Regions from separate parts of the Homo sapiens genome. Here region 1 is linked to region 2. A link is a loop called in an ENCODE intact Hi-C map of the cell type or tissue named here. Cell type or tissue: heart right ventricle. All regions are shown on one strand. Links, peaks and the distances in the headings refer to the core of each region. The heading gives the core; the rest is flanking DNA.

Region 1 (10,752 bases), core at 1,043-9,042, 80 kb after region 2:
GAGCACCCCAAGTCTCTATGAATGGATGAATAGACAAAATATGGTATATACACACAATGAAATATCCAGCCATAAAAAGGAAGGAAATTCTGACCTGTGCTACAACATGGGGAATCCTGAAGACATCATACTAAGTGAAATAAGCCAGCCAAGGAAGGACAAATATTATGATTCTATTTATATGAGGTACCTGGAGTACTCAAATTCACAGAGACAGGAAGTAGAATGGTGGTTGCCAACAGTTACTTGGGGAAGAGTATGTGGGATTAGTGTTTAATGGATACAGAGTTTAAATTTGGGAAGACGAAAAAGTTCTGGAGATGGTGGTGATAGTTGCAAAACCATGTGAATATTCTTAATGCTACATAAATGTACACTTAAAAAGGCAGGGTGTGGTGGTTCACACCTGTAATCCCAGCACTTTGGGAGGCTGAGGCAGGTGGATCACTGAAGGTCCAGGAGTTCAAGACCAGTCTGGCTAACATGGTGAAAACCCATCTCTACTACAAATACATAATTAGCCAGGCATGGTGATGCACGCCTGTAGTCCCAGCTACTCGGGAGGCTGAGGCACAAGAATTACTTGAACCCAGGAGGCGGGGGTTGTAGTGAGCCGAGATCACACCACCGCACTCCAGCCTGGGCAACAAGAGTGAAACTCCGTCTCAAAATAATAATAATAATAAATAATGTACACTTAAAAATGGTTAAATGGCAAAATTTGTTATGTACATTTTACTACAATAAAACAAAAAAGGTTTCACTTTTAAAACAGGATTTCCAACTTCTCTAAAAAATCAGATCTTATGACATCCTAGTCCACATTTTCTAAGGCAACAGACCGGGGAAGTATTTGCCCCTTTAGACAGGGATGGAAATGAAGGGCTTTTTTTTTTTTTTGGAGAAACTGCCACTGGAAACTTCTAGATATGCAGCTTTGAAGCAAATGACTCTTGGGGAGAACCTGACTGCTTTGAAGTAAGCTGTCTGCAGATGTTTTAGAAGGAGAAATTCAGTTGTGAATTCTTCATGTAAATTATTTTGGGAGAAAGGTTTCTTCCCCTGCCTGTAGGCATTAGCTTTCTCCAGTCCTGACCAAAGCCTGCTTTGCCAGTGTGAGTGGAGTTCTTGGAATAAAACTCTATGTGGCTCCTTACTCATCAGCAACTGAAGCAGAGATGAAGCTTTTCAGGCCCTTCTGATTTTCTCTCCAGGTGTCTCCTGTTACTTCTAGACCAAATGAACTCTCTCGCCCTTGCCTTCTCTCCCAAGCTTGCTCGCCAGGGAGCAGGGTGCCTGTCCCTGCTTTCTTTTTTTTTTTTCTTTTTTTTTTTTTTTGAGACGGAGTCTCGTTCTGTCGCCCAGGCGGGAGTGCTGTGGCGCGATCTCGGCTCACTGCAAGCTCCGCCTTCCGGGTTCACGCCATTCTCCTGCCTCAGCCTCCCGAGTAGCTGGGACTACAGGCGCCCGCCACTGCGCCCGGCTAATTTTTTGAATTTTTAGTAGAGACGGGGTTTCACCGTGGTCTCGATCTCCTGACCTCGTGATCCGCCCGCCTCGGCCTCCCAAAGTACTGGGATTACAGGCGTGAGCCACCGCGCCCGGCCGCCTGTCCCTGCTTTCTCACAACCTCACCCCAAGCTGAGCTGCTCTGTTCTGTGTAGCCAGAGGCTGAGTCCTCAGACCTGACACCCAACAGCTTGTGGGCCACATCTCTTCCTTCCAATCGCGATGCCTTGTCTTGTGTCCTGGCCCTCGCTGTGTACAGGCTCCCTCTGGCTTTTGGCATATAGTCCAAGACTCCTGCCCCCACCACCCCCAGGCTGATCTTCCTGAGTCCAGGTTTGGCGAAGGTACAGCCCTGCTAAGAAGCCTTTGATGGGCTCTTTTGCATAATGCCCCAACTCTCAGGCAGACATTTCCACCCTTTCCCATTCACACCCCAGTGTCTTTCTAGACATTGTCCTCTGCAAGTCTCTTGACTACTGCCAAACCCACCTGCTCTCCACACGCAGACCTCAGACCCCTTTCCACCAGCAGGCCTTTGCCCGCAGTGTTCTCCCCATCCAGTGTCTTACTTTCTTTCTGCTTATGATGACGGTCCATCTCTCAGCGCCCATCCTTACTACTCCCTCCCTGACTGGCCCCTTGCCCACAGGGCTGCTACCTCGGCTGAAGTGTGCAGTCAGTCTGGCTGTGTCCTTTCCTGCCCCTTATCCCATCCCATTTTGAGTGCCAGATGCTTTTCTCCTATTTTAAACCAGGGCCCTCTCTGAAACCACAAGGCATTGCTTAAAGTTGGGTCTCCATAAAGATGTGATTGATTTTTGTCTATTTGGATAAATTCTGCTTAATAAATACTACCAACTTTCTACATTTTCCAGGTGACTTGCCTCCAAGTTAAGGTACTATGTTGATGTGCCCTGAAACCTCATTTTCTTGTCTGAGTTTTCCGAAATTGCCTTATGTTCTTTCATGTATCTTCATTTCCCTCCCTCCCTATTGGTGTTCTGTTGTTACCCATGGAAGGTCTCAAACCATCCCCTACCTGGTTTAAACATCTTCAGGTCAACAATACATTATAAAGTGTATTCAAATAGGAAGAGAGGAAGTCAAGTTGCTGTTTGCAGACGACATGATTTTATATTTACAAAACCCCATCATCTCAGCCCAAAAACTTGTCGAATTGATAAGCAACTTCAGCAAAATCTCAGGATACAAAATCAATGTGCAAAAACACAAGTATTCCTTTACACTAACAATAGGCAAGCAGAGAGCCAAATCATGAATGAACTCCCATTCACAATCGCTACAAAGAGAATAAAATACCTAGGAACACAGCTAACAAGGGATGTGAAGGACCTCTTCAAGGAAAACTACAAACCACTGCTCAAGGAATAAGAGAGGACACAAACAAATGGAAAAACATTCCATTCTCATGGATAGGAAGAATCAATATCATGAAAATGCCCATACTGCCCAAAGTAATTTATAGATTCAGTGCTATTCCCATTAAACTACCATTGACATTCTTCACAGAATTAAAAAAAAACTATTTTAAATTTTATATGGAATCAAAGAAGACCCCATATAGCCAAGATAATCCTAAGCAAAAAGAACCAAGCTGGAGGCATCACACTACCTGACTTCAAACTATGCTACAAGGCTACAGTAACCAAAACGGCATGGTACTGGTACCAAAACAGACATATAGGCCAATGGAGCAGAGACCTCAGAAATAACATCGCACATCTACAACCATCTGATCTTCGAAAAACCTGACAAAAACAAGCAATGGGGAAAGGATCTCCTATTCAGTAAGTGATGCTGGGAAAACTGACTAGCCATATGCAGAAAACTGAAACTGGACCCCTTCCTTACACCTTATGTAAAAATTAACTTGAGATGGATTAAAGACTTAAATGTAAAACCCCAAACCATAAAAACCCTAGAAGAAAACCTAGGCAATACAATTTAGGACATAGGAATGGGCAAAGACTTCATGACAAAAATGCCAAAAGCAATTGCAACAAGAGCCAAAATTCACAAATGGGATCTAATTAAACTAAAGAGCTTCTGCACAGCAAAAGAAACTATCATCAGAGTGAACAGGCAACCTACAGAATGGGAGAAAATTTTTTCAATCTACTCACCTGACAAAGGTCTAATATCCAGAATTTACGAGGAACTTAAACATATTTACAATTAAAAAAAAACATCAAAAAGTGGGCAAAGGATATGAACAGACATTTCTCAAAAGAAGACATTTACATGGCCAATGAACATATGAAAAAAAGCTGAATATCACTGATCTTCAAAGAAATGCAAATCAAAACCACAATGAGATACCATCTCATGCCAGTCAGAATCGCAATTATTAAAAAGTCAGGAAACAATAGATGCCAGTGAGGCCGTAGAGAAATAGGAACACTTTTACACTGTTGGTGGGAATGTCAATTAGTTCAACCATTGTAAGAAGACAGTGTGGCAATTCCTCAAGGATCTAGAACCAGAAATAGCATTTGACCCAGCAATTCAATTACTGGGTATATACCCAAAAGATTATAAATCATTCTACTATAAAGACACATGCACATGTATGTTTATTGCAGCACTAATTATAAAGCAAAGACTTGGAACCAACCCAAATGCCCATCAGTGATAGATTGGATAAAGAAAATGTAGTACATACACACCATGGAATACTATGCAGCCATAAAAAGGAATGAGATCATATCCTTTACAGGGGCATGGATGAAGCTGGAAGCCATCATCCTCAGCAAAGTAATGCAGGAATAGAAAACCAAACACTGCATGTTCTCACTCATAGTGGAAGTTGAACATTGAGAACACATGGACACAGGGAGGGGAACATCACACACCAGGGCTTTTTGGGGGGTGGGGGTTAGGGGAGGAAACTTACAGGATGGGTCAATAAGTGCAGCAAACCACTATGACACACGTATACCTGTGTAACAAACCTGCACGTTCTGCCATTATCCTTTTTTTTTTTTTGGAGACAGAGTCTCCGTCTGTCGCCCAGGCTGGAGTGCAATGGCACGGTCTTGGTTCACTGCAACCTCGACCTCTCAAGCAATCCTCCCACTTCAGCCTCCCACGTAGCTAGGACCACAGGCGCACACCATCATTCCTGGCTAATTAAAAAAAAAAATTTGTAGAGATGTGGTCCCACTGTGATGCCCACTGTGAACTCCTGGGCTCAAGCAATCCTCTACCTCTGCCTCCCAAAATGTTGGGATTACAGGCATAAGCCACCTCACCCAGCCAAAAAATACTTTTTGAAAGACAGGGCCTGGCGCAGTGGCTCACACCTGTAATCCCAGCACTTTGGGAGGCTGAGGCGGGTGGATCACGAGGTCAGGAGATCGAGACCATCCTGGCTAACACAGTGAAACTCCGCCTCTACTAAAAATACAAAAAATTAGCCGGGTGTGGTGGCATGCACCTGTAGTCCCAACTACTCGGGAGGCTGAGGCAGGAGAATCGCTTGAACCCAGGAGGCAGAGGTTGCAGTGAGCCAAGATCGCACCACTGCACTCCAGTCTGGGCGACAGAGTGAGACTCTGTCTCAAAGAAAAAGAAAAAGAGAAGAAAGAAAGACAGAAGAGGGGATGCCCCACTTCCACATACTCAATATTTAAAATCCCCCAAAGGAGTCATTACTTCTCTACATTTTCTCACCCACTTCCTGGGCCCTGTAAGTTGCCCTGTGCTCCAAGCTCTGGAAAGCCCCTTCTCCTCCTTCCTCAGTCTGCAATCTCTAAGTGTCTGGAGGCCCACGTTTGGTCCTGCTTCCCTTTTGGCTAGGGGTAGGAAGCACACACCCAGACACATCTGACCTCATATTTGCTTACAAATCCCAGCTGGAATGAAGAACAGTTGCTTCAGGGTCTGGGCAGGGCTCCAGGTTGACAGACATATTTTGCCCACCAAGAACTCCCTGCGGCTGCCTCCTCCCTCTCATGGTGCTGTGGATTTGGTACTTCCCCAAGATACTCACAAGCTCATGTGGGCAAGGGCCCAAGAAGAGATTTCCCAGCTCACACTTCCTCTAAAGATCCTTCCCAGGCCAGGCATGGTAGCCCATGGCCATAATCCCAGCACTTTGGGAGGCCAAGGTGGGAGGATTGCTTGAGCCCAAGAATTTGATATCGGCCTCAGCAAAATGGTGAGACCCATTTCTAAAAATGAAATAAAGACCTTTCCCACGCCCACAGATATACAATCACCAGTTTGGAAATGTCTGCTTCCCAAAGGTCATATGGAGAGGCTTCTGGGATGCTGGTAATGTTCTCTTGATCTGGATGGTGGTTACAGGATATTTGCCTCGTAATATTCATTAAGCCAGACATTGCCGTTTCATGTACTTGTCTGACTGCATTTTGTATTTCATAATTTTGAAAAAGGCAAAAAAGAAAAAAAAAAGCCTCCCTTCCATCCCCAAGCCCTTAATCCAATCAATCCACGTTAAATGAACACCTATCTGCACCCAGCCCCTGCTAGGGAAGGAGAGTCTCATTTTCAAAGAAGTTTCCTAGAGGAAGCAAAAATAACTGGAAAAACAAACACCGAATCCAGCTCTGAATTGTATCTGGAAAACAGACCATGCTGTCATTTGGAGGAGGAGTCCAGAGATCAAGGAGTGGTGGGGCTTAAACTGGGCCTGAATATATGGGCAGGATTTATTAAGTGGAGGGAAGCATTATAGCCAAGACAACAGCATGAGCCAAAGCTGTTAAGTGGGAATGAGGCTGTTTTAGCGGGGAGGCCCCAGTCGTGAAGGGTTCACGAGAGCCGAGTCTGGCTTGGAGGGCCCCTTCTGCTGTCCCCAGCACAGGCGGAGTGGGTGCCACTTAGAGCATCCACCTGCTTCAGCAGGGTAGAAGTGTCTGAGCCCTCGTATAAGGACAGGCATGTGCGTTTCACATTTCTTGGTTTGTTTTGTTGTTTTGCTCAAGTCACAGGCCCATGTGGGCTCATAATCTCCATCCCAGACAGACGAGAAGTTACATCTGCTAGACACATTACATGGGCACACGCTTTCCTGCAGAGGGACTTGCTCAATCCCTGCCTTTTAACCCTGCCCTGCCCTGCAGCTGCCTTCATGTCCCAGCACTAATGAGCTATTTAGAAGTGGGAGTGCAGGGAGGGGACACAAGAACTCAGGATGCAGATTCAGGCACAAGGATGTGTGACAGGCTGTGAGATGACTTCCACCTCATCCCCAGTTCAGAATCCTGGGATTCAGGAGCTTCCACCACCATCACAAAGGATATGACTGGTCACCTGAGACTGTGGGCAAAGGTACCATGAAGTGTTGTGGAGAGGAGGGTCACCAACTCCAGGCAGGGCTGCTAAGTTTATTACAAACAGGCAAGACTAGAATATGTTTCCACTTTAGTGAGTGGAAACCTAATCATTCATAGGTATCCTGTACACACAGAACAACTATGATGAAGAGTGAGGCCTAAATCAGAGGAGACGAGGACAATAATAGTAGTAGTGGTCATGATGATAATAATAACTACCAGACATGAAGATTAACCATGCCTAACATTGTGTTAAACGTCTCACTTCTTTCATTTAATCCTTACAATAATCCAATGATGTAGCTGCTATTATTTTTATTATACAGATGAAGAAACTGAGGGCTTGAGGGGTATACTGCTTTGCCAAAGTCGTACAAATGGTAAGTGCAGAACCAGGATCTGAATTCCGTCAGTCTGACTGCAGAGTCCACGCCGACACCGTGGAAGCTGGTGATGCCCATTAGGCCCTGTCTGGGCATGAAGAGGATGCCCTCCCTCATGAGCTGGAACACAGCATCCCCTGTTGTGGGTGTGGCTCTCTTAAAGACCATCTGGTGAATTTTGCTTGTGCTGGTTTCTTATTAAACAACCTTCAGATTTGGCTTCACGTGCAACTCACATAGAGGGAAAGGAGACCATGATCCGCCAACATGACAGCTGTATTTTTCATTAGTAAATTAGCAAACTGGCTGCCTGGGTCACCATGCATACCTGTTAAGGTGAGCCCGCCCCAGAGCTAAAGGCTACCATGTGCCAACTTAACTGAGATTCTGAGTGTGCAAGGATAACCCCCGTCATGGCCCCGGGTGCCAAGGAAATCCCTTTTAGCCTCCTCTTGGCAGACTTGGCCAGCCTTCCCCAGTGACAGCCTGGCTCTTTGGATTCAAGCTGCCTGGTCAGACTGCAAGGGTCATCTGTACAAAGAAGGAAGCAACAGTGCCAGGTTCCAGCGTGCGTTCCAAGTTCCACATTCTGTGTGCAGACTCCCAACGCCAGAGCAAAGGCAGGCCCCTGGCAGGGGACTGGTAAGGCTTCACCTGATATATTTCTTCCTATATACACGTAACCTGGGGCTTCCTAGACCTTGTACTATGTCTGCTTTCATTGACAGTGGTTCCTAAAGCTGGTCAGCATCACGGTTACCCGGGGAGCCTTAAAACACACACACACACACACACACACACACACACACACACACACACACACACACAAAATTGACTTGTCTTATTTAGGAGCAGAAAATGCTTTTGCTGTAGTTACAAAATGCAGGTTTTTTTTAAAAGTACATCCTAAAGTAATGAGGAGTGGATGGCCCAAATAAATTTTCTTTCTGACTTCTAATGACATTTTGTAAGATTGAACCCAAGGGCTTGGTCTTTGTCACAAACACTGGGTGGTTTTTCCACCAAGCTTGGGAAGTGGTACGGGTTTCTGGGATAGCATTTGTGTGTGTGTGTGTGTGTGTGTGTGTGTGTGTGTTGTGTGTGTGTGTGTAACAAATGTTTAAGAGTATGGTACAGTACTGTTAACTGTATGTACGTTACTGTACAGCAGGTCTCTAGAACTTTTTCATCTTGCATCACGAAAACTACACCCATTGAACAGAACCCCATTTCCCCTACCCCCACCCCTGGAAAGTGTCATTCTGTTAATATTTCCTGGTTCCATGAGTTTGACTACTTTAGATATCCCATAAGTGGAATCATGCAGTATTTAATCTTCTATCATGGGCTTATTTTACTTAGAATTATGTCCTCAAAGTCCATCTATGTTGTAACATGTGACAGGATTTTCTTCCTTTTTAAGGCTTTATAATATTCCATTTTATGTATACACCACACTGTTTTTATCCATCCATCAGTAAGCTTGTAGATTGTTTCTACCTCTTGGCTATTTTGAATAATGCTTCCCTGAACATTGGTGTGCAAACATTTCTTCAAGATTCTATTTTCAGTTCTTTTGAACAGAAGTGGGATTGCTGGATTACATGGTAATTCCATTTTTAACTTGTTGAATAACCACCATACTGTGTTCCATAGCAGCTGCATCATTTTACATTCCCACCAACCCAGTGCACAGGAGTTCCAGTTTCTGCACATCCTTGCCAACACTTGTTATTTTCTTTTTCTTTCTTCTTTTTTTAAAAAATAATGACCATCCTGTCAGGAGTAAAGTGATATCTCATTGTGCTTTTGCTTTGCATTTACTTGATGATTGATGTTGAGCACATGATGTTTTCCTATGCCTGTTGGCCTTTGTATGTCTTCTTTAGAGAAATGTCTACTCAGGTGTTTTGCCCATTTTAAAATCAAGTTTGTTGTTGTTGTTGCTTTTGCTTTGAGTTGTAAAAGTTCCTTATGTATTCTGGATATTAACTTCTTATGAGATATACGGTTTGCAGATATTTTTCCCACTCCATTGGTGACCTTTTCACTCTGTGGATTGTTTGATTTGCTGCATAGATGCTTTTAAATTTTATGCAATCTCATTTGTCTATTTTTGCTTTTGTTGTCTGTGCTTTCTCTGTCATATCCAAGAAATCATTGGCAAGACCAGTGTTATGAAGCTTTTCCCGTTTGTTTCTTTCTAGGAATTTTATCGTTTCAGGCCTTACATTTAAGTCTTCAATCAATTTTTAGTTGATTTTTGTGTATGCTTAAAATAAGGGTCCAATTTCATTCTTTTGCATGTGGATATCTAGTTTTCCCAACACCATTTATTGAAGAGGCTATCTTTCCCCCATTATGTAGTCTTGGCACCCTTATTGATGATCATTTGATTGTAAATGTGGGGTTTATTTCTGGGCTCTTCATTCTTTTCCATTGGTCTATATATCTAGCTTTATGCCAGTACCATACTGTTTTAATTACTTTAACTTCGTAGTATATGTTGAAGTCAGGAAATGTGAGACCTTTAGCTTTGTTGTTCTTTCTCAAGATTGTTTTTGGCTATTTGGGGTCCTTTGTGATTCTATATGAATTTTAGAATTCTCCCACCCTATTTCTGCAAAAAACAGCATCAGGATTTTGATAGGGATTGCACAGAATCTGTGGATCATTTTGGTTAGTATGGACATTTTAACAATATTAGTTCTTCCAACATATGAACATGGGATGTCTTTCCATTTATTTGTTTTTAACTTCTTTCAGCAATGTTTTATACTTTTCAGTAAACAAGTATTCTAGTTCCTTGAGGTGTAAAGTTAGGTAACTTGAGAGTTTTTTTTTTTAATATAGAGTTTACTACTATAAATTTTCCTCTTAGAATTGCTTTTGCTGCATCTCATAAGTTTAGGTATGTTGTAGTTTCATTTTCATTTGGTCTCAAGATATGTTCTAGTTTTCTTTTTGACTTATTCTTTTAAAAATTTTTTTTAGAGATAGGGTCTCATTCTGTTGCCCAGACTGGAGTGCACTGGCACCTCATTAGCTTATTACAGCCTCGCACTACCAGGTTCAAGCGATTCCTGCTTCAGCCTCCCAAAGTGTTGGGATTATAGGCATGAGCCATTGCATCCGGCCTGACTTATTCTTTAACCCTTGGTTGTTCAAAAATGTGTTGCTTGATTTCCACATATGTGTGAATTTTCTAATTTTCCTTCAGCTATTGATTTCCGGTTTCATTCCATATAGTTGAAAAGATACCTGGTGTGATTTCAATCTTCTTAAATTTATTGAGATTCGTTTTATAACCTAACATGTGATCTGTCCTAAAGACTGTTCCATGTGTGCTTGAGAAGAATGTGTATTGTGCTGCTGTTGGGTGGAAGGCTCTGCATATATGTCTGTAAGGTCCATTTGGTCTATGGTGTTGTTCAAGTTCTCTGCTTTTTTACTGATTTTCTGTCTGGATATTCTCTCCATTTTGACAGTAGGGTATTGAAATTTCCTACTATTATTGTATTGCTGTCTATTTCTTCCTT
Region 2 (10,752 bases), core at 1,613-9,612:
TTAAAAAAAAAAAAGAAAAGAAATTTCCACAGCCTCCCCAACCACCACCCTGATCAGTCAGCAGCCGTCAACATCAAGGCCACATCTTCCACCAGCAAAAAGATTACAACTTGCTGAAGGCTCAGATAATTATTAACATTTCTTAGTAATAAAGTATTTTTAAATCATGTGCATTTAAAAAACTAATGCTATTGCCCACTTAATAGACTATGATACAGTAGAAATATAACTTTTATATGCACTGGGAAACCAGAAAATACATATGACTCACTTTATTGTACAATTTGCTTTATTCTGGTGGTCTGGAACCAAATCTGCAGTATCTAAAAGGTATGCCTGCACCCAAATATTACAATAAACATAGCACTTTTCCTTGGAAAAGGTTTCCTTGGTAAAGGTTTGCTTCTGGAAATAGACATGAGAAGGGTTGCCTATTGTGAGTTATTGCGAAGTGATGAGATGGTTGTTGGAAATCTGAGGGAAAATTAACACCAGATGTGCGTATGTGTGGCTCATGACACGTAGTAAACTGAGGTAGCTGGGAGGTGGTTATTTTTTAAAACAGTATTGAGATATAATTCACACACCGTACACATCATCTATTTAAAATATACAATTCAATGACTTTTTGCAACCACCAATCTACTTACTGTCTCTATAGATTTGCCTATCCTGGAAATTTGTTATAAATTGGGTCTTATGTGATCTTTTGTGACTGCCTTTTTTTACTTAGCATAATGTTTTCAAGGTTTATCTATGTTGTAGCATGCTTCAGTACTTCATTCCTTTTTGTGGCTGAATAATATTCCATTGTATGGATATATATCAAATTTTGTTTACCCATTTATCAGTTGATGGACATCTAGGTTCTTTCCACATTTTGCATTTTGGTTGTTGTGAATAAGCTGCATCAAACATTTGTGTATAGGTTTTTTTATGGACATATGTGTTTATTTATCTTGGGTATGCCTTGGAGCGGGATTGCTGGGTCACATGGTAGTGTTAAGGGTTTGAGAAGCAAGCTCCAGTGTTCAAACTCTGTAAAGTGCAGTTTGGTACTATCTGTAAAAATTACAAATATACTTCTTCGACCCAGCAATTCTACTTCTTGGATTTTAACCAGTAGGTATACTTGCACACTTACAAAATGTTGAATATATAAGATTACTCATTTCAGCATTGAAAATTACCTAAATATCCTTTAATAAGGGATAGGGTTAGGATAAATTTAACCCACACTGTGAAGTACTATGCATTTGTAAAAACTAAACACATAAAAACAGAAAAAAACCCCAAAACAAAACTCTTTATTTACCGATAAGTTAGTGGAAAAAAGCAAGGTGAAAAAATGTGTACAGGATGCTACCATTTATGTCAAAAGTTGTCAGAGGGCACAGATACACGTATATTTCTGGAAGGATATGTGAGAAACTGATAAAACCTGTTGTCTCTTGCGAGGGGATCTGAGAAGCTAGAGGACAAAGTAAGGAGACTTTCCACTGAATATCCTTTGCTATCTTTTGAAATTTGAACCACATTAGTGTACTACCTAGTCAAAATAAAAGTTATAATGAGTTAGAGTTTGCCAGTACTTAACTTTCTTCTTGCTTATGGAAAGTAGGCTTATGTCAGGAAATTGCTAGATTTCTCTGATGTCACCTAAACTTCAGTAGACTGCAAAAGTTGTCCTAAAATTTCCAACATACTGGAGAACAGCCTAGTCTCCAGAGGACTATGGCTAAAAATTATCAATTTATAATGTGAAACATTTTATATAATATCACATAGCACATGACATGAAATAGCAATGCAAAAATATTTTAATAACTTTTAAAGCATTTTCATTATAGAGTTTCTCAGAGCAATCTAGTGAGATACTCACTTTCACCATTTTCTAGATGAAGAACTTAGAAAGCTGACAGGTTAAGTGATTTGCCCCAGTTCTGTAGCCAGGAAGTAGTAGAGCTGGGATTGGAATCTAGATCATTAGATGGTGTAGAAGTTAGACGACTCCAGTAATTGAGGATCAGAAAACAGGTTCTTGCCCTGTTTTTACTACTTAGCGGCCAAGTGATCTTAGACAAGCTACTTAACTTCACATATGTAATATGATTAGAATAAAACTAATATGTACTTTGCAGGGCTGTGTCAGAACTGAGTGAAATGAATGAAATCAAATAATAGGTTCTTAAGAAATGTTTGTTGAATGGATTAAAAAATGTCAGGGAGCATTTTATATATCATACTTTCAGTCCTTACTGCAATTTGTCTCAGTATTTCTTCCTAGTTTAGGTGACAGACCAAGGAGCACAGTGCATAGATAACTATGGAGGAGGGCTGGTTTTTTCATTTAATTTAATGTGAAGTTAATTTGAACTTTGACGTAAGAGAAGAATCTAAGTCTTTATGTTTCCACCATACACTAGAGTTAGTTCACTTCTTCTTAGTACTTTTATTATACTTCCAAATTTTACTATAGAAAGCATGTCAAATTTTGAATAAGCTAGGAAATAATTAGATTAACTCGTTGAACATTAGAGTTTGCCTTCTTAAATGTTCACTTTTAAGCAAAAATATTTAAAAACTCAAAGATCTATGGTTTTGCAGTGATAATATAAATATTCACAAAGAATTACTAGTTATATTGAAATTGCTCCAATATGTAGTTAGCATTATTCATATTGAATCACAACTTTATTTTTTAATTTTTATTTTTTTGTGTCTACATAGTAGATATATACATTTCTGGAGTACATGAGATATTTTGATACAGACACACAATGCATAATAATCACATCAGGGTATTCACATCAAGCATTTATCTTTTGTATGTATGGTTGTACAAGCAATCCAATTATACTCTTAGTTATTTTTAAATGTACAGTTAAATTATTATTGACTATAGTCACCCTGTTTTGCTATCAAATACTAGATCTTACTCATTCTATCTTTTTCATGCCCATTAATCACATTCTCTGCACCCCCCACCCCCACTACTACCCTTCCCAGCCTGTGGTAACCATCCTTCTACTCTCTATCTCCATGAGTTCAATTGTTTTTTTAACTACCACAAATAAGTGAGAACATGCGAAGTTTGCCTTTCTGTTCCTGGCTTATTTCATTTAACATAATGACCTCCAGTTCTGTCCACATTGTTGCAAATGGCAGGAACTCATTCTTTTTTTAATGGCCAAGTGGTACTCCACTGCATGTATGTATCACTTTTTTTTTTTAATCCATTAGTCTGTTGATAGACACTTAGGTTGCTTCCAAATCTTGGCTATTGTGATTAGTGATGCAATAAACATGGGAGTCCAGCTATCTCTTCAATATACTGATTTCCTTTCTTTTGGGTATATACCTAGCAATGTGATTGCTGGATCATATGGTAGATCTGTTTTTGTTTTTTTGAGAACTGATCTCCATAATGGTTGTACTGATTTACATTCCCACCAACAGTATGTGAGAGTTCCCTTTCTCCACATCCTCGCCAGCATTTGTTATTGCCTGCCTTTTGGATAAAAGCCATTTTAACTGGGGTGAGATGATAATCTCATTGTAGTATTGATTTGCATTTCTCTGACGACCAGTGATATTGAGCACCTTTTCATATACCTGTTTACCACTTGTATGTCTTTTTTTGAGAAATGTCTATTCAGATCTTTTGCCCATTTGTAAATTGGATTATTAGGGGTTTTTTTTCCCTGTAGAGTTGTTTGAGCTCTCTATATAGTCTGGTTATTAACCCTTTGTTAGATAGATAGATTGGAAATATTTTCTTCCATTCTGTGGGTTGTCTCTTCACTTTCTTGATTGTTTCTTTTGCTGTACAGAAGCTTTTTAACTTGATGTGATTCCATTTGTCCATTTATGCTTTGGTTGCCTGTGCTTGTGGGGTATTATTCAAGAAATCTTAGCCCAATCCAGTGTCCTGGAAAGTTTCCCCAATGTTTCCTTTTAGTAGTTTCATAGTTTGTGGTCTTAAATTTAAGTCTTTAATCCATCTTGGTTTGATTTTTGTATATGGCGAGAGTTAGGGGTCTAGTTTCATTCTTCTGCGTATGGATATCCAGTTTTCCTGCCACCACTTATGGAAGAGACTGCTCTTTCCCCGGTGTATGTTCTTGGCATCTTTGATGAAATGAGCTCACTGTAGATGTATGGATTTACTTCTGGGTTCTCTATTTGTTCTATTGGTCTATGTGCCTGTTTTTATGCCAGTACCTTGCTGTTTTGGTTACAGTAGCTCTGTAGTATAATTTGAGTCAAGTAATGTGATTCTTCCAGTTCTGTTCTTTTTGCTCAGGATAGCTTTGGCTATTCTGGGTCTTTGTGGTTCCATATAAATTTTAGGATTGTTTCTTCTATTTATGTGAAGAATAGTGTTGGTATTTTGATAGGGATTGCATTGAATCTGTGGATTGCTTTGGGTAGTATGGACATTTTAACAATATTGATTCTTCCAGTTCACAAACATGAAATATCTTTCCATTTTTTGTGTCCTCTTCAATTTCTTTCATCAGTGTTTTATAGTTTTCATTGTAGATATATTTCACTTCTTTGGTGAAGTTAATTCATAGATATTTAATTTTATTTGTAGCTGTTATAAATGGGATTACTTTTTTATTTCTTTTTCAGATTATTTGCTGTTGGCATATAGAAATGCTACTGATTTTTGTATGTTGATTTTGTATCCTGCAACTTTATTCAATTTGTTTATCAGTTCTAATAGTTTTTGGTAGTCTTTAGGTTTTTCCAAATACACGATTATATCATCTGCAAACAAGGATAATTTGACTTCTTTCTTTCCAATTTGGATGCCCTTTATTTTTTTCTCTCATCTGATTGCTCTAGCTAGGACTTCCTGAGTCACAACTTTAATTTCAAAGAATTCTATTATTATTCAAGGAGATTGTACAAAATACATGAATAGTACATGCTTTTTCCTACTCAATAATAATTTAGAACAGAAATTAAAATTTCAATTTGAAGTTCTTATGCTGTAGTTCTAATTAATAAAAAGTATTTAAAATACCTTGAAGTGTCAACTGAAGATTTTAGAGCTTTAAATATTTTTATCATTCATCCTGTATTTTAATATGTAAAACACAGTAGAGTTTTGTGTGTATTTTTTTTAACTTAAAGACAGCCCTTTTAGTATTATTAAAATGTGAATAATTCAGATGTTCAGTGTGAACAGGCTAATTTTGAATTGGCATGATATCTCAATTAGTGTTGAATCAATATAAATGTTGTATAATATTTTTAAGTGAAATAAGTTTATATACTAGTTTTTAATGTATTTATTTGCATGTTTGTAGAAAACTTATGTTGAACACATGATAGTCATGTGACGACAGAGAACAACAAAGCTTTGAGCTTGTGAACTGTATAGGAACTACATCCTACAAGTTAAGGATCAATTCTGATACTATTGGGATTTTATACATAACTAAAAGACACTATTTTAACAGGATTTCTCCTTACAGTAAATGTTAAGTTACTCCAGGAAAACAAAACAAAAGAATACTATTATAAAGAAACTTGGAAGTAGACAAGGTCATTTGGTTTCTTAAAATATTCTGCCAGCTTCTTATTGGTATACTTATTAAATAATATACTCAGTTTGTACTAATTTAATTCAGTTATTGCATTGGCATTAAAATTATTTTTTTTTTCATTTGCAGACTTTCTTATAAAGGAAAGTAATAATCTGACTACTATACACCCATATAGTTCATTGAAACTTGTTTTTTGACATATCAGTTCTTTTATGCTGTTATTTGAATGTTTAAGTTAGAAGTTGATCACTTTTGGTGAACTAAATAGATTCCTGAATAGTACTAAACAAAAATCTTGCCAAGAGTAGTGATCTAGCCGAGGTGAAAACATTCAATAAGACCTATTTGTGTAGACAAAGATAATAGGCCTCTTTTTGTCATCTTTGTATTGAAATAGATTTTATATTGAAGCAACCACTGTGGACACTAAGAGTGAAAATATAGTGAGTGACCAAAGATTTACTCATATAAAAAGTAGATAATTTAGTATAAATGTGGGCAAAAAATTTAGTGGCAAAGAGGCATTTGTTTTAATATTCAGTGGGGAAGGAAAACATTTATATTAGAATTTTGTAAAATACCTTTAGCCACTAGGAGGAGTTGTACAGTGTCTCTTTTTTAGATGAAGAGACTAGCAGTTCAAAAAATTAAATCTATTTAAACAAACACTATTTTGATGACAGTGTATTTAAACCATGAGTGTTTACTATGAACTACCCTCAGGTGTCTGATACAGTGTCTGGCACGTAGTAGGCACTCAAAATGGCCTGTTTACTTCAATTAATATTTGATGTAATGAATTCCAGTGGAGTCAAATAATTTGGACAAATAGTTGGAGCACAGTGTCATGAAGGCTGGCCTGTAACATTGCTGTAGTCACTTTTTAAGTTTGTTCACAGGGGAGCCATTTATTTATTCTGAGCCCTATTGACTGTGCATATATTCCTTAACTTTGAAAAAATTAGCCAATAACCGTAGAATTCAAATAGCTTTATTATGGAAACTTACAAAATGAGAGTACATCAATGTCAGTGATGCTAGAAATTAGTTAATAGAAAGGAATTTACCTATTTTATTCTTTTTATCTTATTTATTACAAAATAATGTATATAAATGTTTGTAGTAAAAATTCAAACAGAAAAATATAGAAAGTTAAAGATCCTAGTAATGCTATCATGGAAGCAATGAACAACTAGCAGATTTTATATGTTCTTCGAATTTTGTATTAATTATATATATATAATTTTAAAACAAAATAGTTAAACTAGTCATGGCTTTATAACTTTTTTCCCACTAATGTGTTATGAACATCGTTATCTGTGTGTGTGTATAATCTACCTCTTCTTACATAGTATTCTTAGCTACTGTATCTCTATAAGTAACATAAAACTTCAGCTTATATTGGTTTGAATAATAAGGAAACTGATTATGTCACATAACGGAAATTGGATGGTTCTAGACACAGATAGTCATGGTATGGTTGTGCTTCTTACTGATTCTCCTTGTTATTATCCTCAGGCTGGTAGTGGGATGGCAGCAGTTTCTCTTCCTTGAGTTTTCCTAATCATTGAGAAACAGAATGGGATCATCAATAGTTAATTAATTAGTCTCATCATCAGGGTTGAGATGAATGTTGAGCAATTAATCATCATTACAAGTATTCCATGTACCATGATTTATTTAACTAATTTCCTATTAAGGTTTAATATCAAATTTTCATGATAATAAATAATGTTGTTAGGTATATCTTTGTTCCATATAATTTTGTATACTTGTGCAAAGGTTTTTGTAGACTAGATTACTTGAGTAACATTCCTAGATCAAAGGAAGTTAACAGACACTGTCAAACTAAAGTTATAATTTGAAGAATATGTATATACCCCCATACATATTCCTACCAATAGAGTGTAGGTTTCCCTGACTCCCCATCAGGCCTCTTTACCTCTTATCAATCTACCAGGGCTGCTACCTACAGGGATCTGCTAAGGGGGCAGACTGTGCACTATAGTAGCTTCATCTGATTTCTAAGAGGAGGCGTAAGCCTTGGCCATGAATTTTTAAGTCTCAATTATAGAACCACCATTTATTAAATTTCAGTGGAATATTACTAACTGAATCACAGAGATAGCATTTATCTTACCCAGCCTCCCTACCTCCATTCTCTTTCCTGCCTCATGTTACAGAAAACTTATTAGAAAATAACATCCAGTCCTCAAAAGGCAGCTTCAAGACAGGGAAAATTGGGGCTAGTTAAGATAGGATGTGTGCCCATGTGAAGTGTGAGCAAGAGAAAAGAAACGGCATGACAACCCTAAAAATGCACTATAGAAGAAGGAAAAGGGGTGTGCAGAAGATGAAGAATCTGGCCTGAAAGAAAGTGCTACCCTAGAAGCAAAAATAAACAAAAAAACCTCCACACAGTTTACCATGAAAAATAGTACTAAGGATATGAATTGAATAAATTAAGAGCAAAGATGAGATCATGAAACAAAATGACGTGGAGAAGAAGATTGCAGAATTAGTGAAATAAATTGAGAATGCAAAGGTCACTATTACAGGACATAAATTAAAAATATCAAGAAACAGACAAATTAGAAAGTCAGGTTTTAGCATGGAAGAAAGGTTTGAGCTAATCAAAATGAATGCGGGGTAGGGAGGGGGTTGGGAAGAATAAAGCATTTAGAGAAGATGTGATAAATATAGAGGAGAAATGAAAGGGATGCAAACAAGACTAGTTAGTGCCTCTAAAATACCCAACAAAAAATGATTCAAAGATGTGATAGAAGACAGTTTTCACAAATGAAGGGATTCTCCAGTTTGTACATCAAAGGGACTCACTATATCAAGAAAATAATTGAATGAATTGGAGTTGTAGAACAATGTAAATAAAAACTAATACAAGCAATGGAAGTTGAACAGTGCAGGGAGGAGAAGTGAAGAAAATATAATTGTACCCTTCATATCCCAGCTATTCTAGCTGTCCCCAGATACTGAGCCTGTTGGGTACAATCTCTTTGGGGAATAAGTTTTAAACGAAATCCTACATCTCAAACCATGAGTTCCCACCTTACACCTAGCCCCTTTCCCCTGGTTGGCCCAAAGTACTGGGAGCCAGGCTTATACCATCTAGGCAGAATATTGAAATATTTCTTTCGAGGGAAAATGGTACTGACATTTTGGGATTCTCTAAAGGAAAGTCAGGTTCCTACCCCGTCCCTAGTTCTGTGCATCCCCGTGCTTGAATTATAAGCATCCAGTCAGCTGTTTTAATGTTTCATTTTGTTGTTGCTGTTGTTTAAAAATAGTGTTATTGAGATATAACTGTATACCATAGAATTCACTCAAAGTGTATAATTCAGTGGTTTTTAGTATAGGCACAGTTGTACAGCCATTGCCACAATCTAATTTTGGGACATTTCACCACATCAAAAAGAAGCTATAACTATTAGCAGTCATACCCTATTCCCACTCTTCTCTCCATGGCCCAGGCAACCACTACAGGAGTGTCCAATCTTTGGGCTTCTCTGGGCCGCATTGGAAGGAAAGAATTGTCTTGAGCCACACATGCAATACATTAACACTCACGATAGCTGATGAGCTAAAAAAAAAAAAAAAAAAAAAAAATCTCATAATGTTTTAAGAAAGTTTATGAATTTGTGTTGGGCCACATTCAAAGCCATCCTGGGCCACATGTGGCCTATGGGCCGTGGGTTAGAGAAGCTTACACTAATATATTTTCTATCTCTGTAGATTTGCCTAGTCTGGACATTACATACATGGTGTTTTAAGTAGAATGAGAAGTAAAGAATCACCAGATATTTGAGGAATACGTCAAATAAAATCCAGAAATGAAAACAACAAAAAAGAAACTCAGGGGAAATAGAGGCAGTATATAAAGACAGAAGATAACTTAAAAACTTACTTTTTTTTTTTAAAGTTTACCATAAAAGGTGAACAGGAGGCAGTCAAAATGCATATTCAGAGAACAAGAAAACTTTTGGGGAATAAAAATACTCAACGGAAGTAGAGACAAAACTTGAAAAGATTCCCTAGTCAAACAAAAAGGTAAAGATTGCAAAATGAATTAAAAGATAAAAGCAGAAATTAGTTCAAAATAATAGTATACCTAGCAAGAGTAAGGGAAAAATTCTTAAGTGATCTGATCAAACAAGGTCTTTAAGTAGAAGACAATTTTAAGAACCAGAATACCTGAGATTTTAGATTAAGAAGGCCCATATATTTTCAGCATAGTGGATGAAAAAACACTTTAAAAAACATTTTTGTGAAATTTTTGATAACCAGCAATAAAGAGATCATTCTAAAAGTTTTTAGAGAATGAGAGAAACATGATACCTACAGAGGACGGGAAACCAGAATGGCACTGAACTTCTCAAGTGGGAATCAGAAAACATTGGAGCAGTGCCTTCCAAATTCTGAGGCAGGGCCAGGCGCTGTGGCTCACGCCTATAATCCCAGCACTTTGGGAGGCCGAGGTGGGCAGATCATTTGAGGTCAGGAGTTCGAGACCAGCCTGGCCAACAAGGTGAAACCCCATCTCTACTAAAAATACAAAAATAGCTGGGCATGGTGGCAGGCGCCTGTAATCCCAGCTACTCGGCAGGCTGAGGCAGGAGAATCGCTTGAGCCCAGGAGGCAGACGTTGCAGTAAGCCAAGATCGTGCCACTGCACTCCAGCCTGGATGACAAAGTGAGACTTCACCTCAAAAAAAAAAACAACAAAAAACCCCCCACAAATTCTGAGGCAGAATGATTCCCAAAAATTACAGTAAAATCATTTTCAGACTTAAAACATCTCTAAGCATCTATTTTCCATGTACCCTTTCTCAGGAATCTATGGAAGGAGGTGCTGAAAAAGAAAATTCCTTTCTCAGGAATCTATTGAAAGAGGTGCTTAAAAAGAAAAGAAAAAGGAAGATAGATGGAGGAAGTCTTGGAATTTAGGAAAGAGCAGATCCAAAAGAACTGAGAGAGGCAAAGGGAATTCACAAGATGCTCGTGCAGGGACCCCACAGCACAGCAGTTTTGCAGCAGTCCTAGGTGGCTCCAAAAAGATGGAAGGAGCGGGGAGAAGAAATCAAGCATTTAGAGGTACTACTTAGCTTCTTTGGAATATGTGAAAATTACTTAATGACAGGTACGTAAGCAAACAGAGCAGGGAAAAAGAGGCAGT

Evidence for each region. Peaks named below come from ENCODE experiments on the same cell type or tissue, not always from the same donor. Only the 100,000 strongest peaks of a DNase experiment are listed, where the experiment ranks them.
Region 1: it touches region 2 in a loop (2.1-fold over the local background); 5 of 110 quality-filtered maps call a loop at or near these places.

The regions. Positions count from the first base shown.
Region 1 is chr2:46,516,048-46,526,799 of GRCh38, reverse strand. The region is part of intron 4 of ATP6V1E2 (ATPase H+ transporting V1 subunit E2); the gene reads left to right. Among named protein-coding and RNA genes, the nearest start is that of RHOQ, 21 kb to the left of the region's middle. In heart right ventricle, for the core only: no CTCF peak of the experiment used is centred there; DNase peaks (open chromatin) are centred at 5,449, 6,470 and 7,779; H3K27ac peaks cover 2,841 bases.
Region 2 is chr2:46,596,963-46,607,714 of GRCh38, reverse strand. All of the region lies in intron 4 of PIGF (phosphatidylinositol glycan anchor biosynthesis class F), which reads left to right. It overlaps LOC124906003 (a long non-coding RNA gene), which reads right to left. Exons shown (of 2, transcript XR_007086307.1): 2 at 2,694-7,121. Among named protein-coding and RNA genes, the nearest start is that of PIGF, 15 kb to the left of the region's middle. In heart right ventricle, for the core only: a CTCF peak has its summit at 6,166 (motif pointing right); no DNase peak of the experiment used is centred there.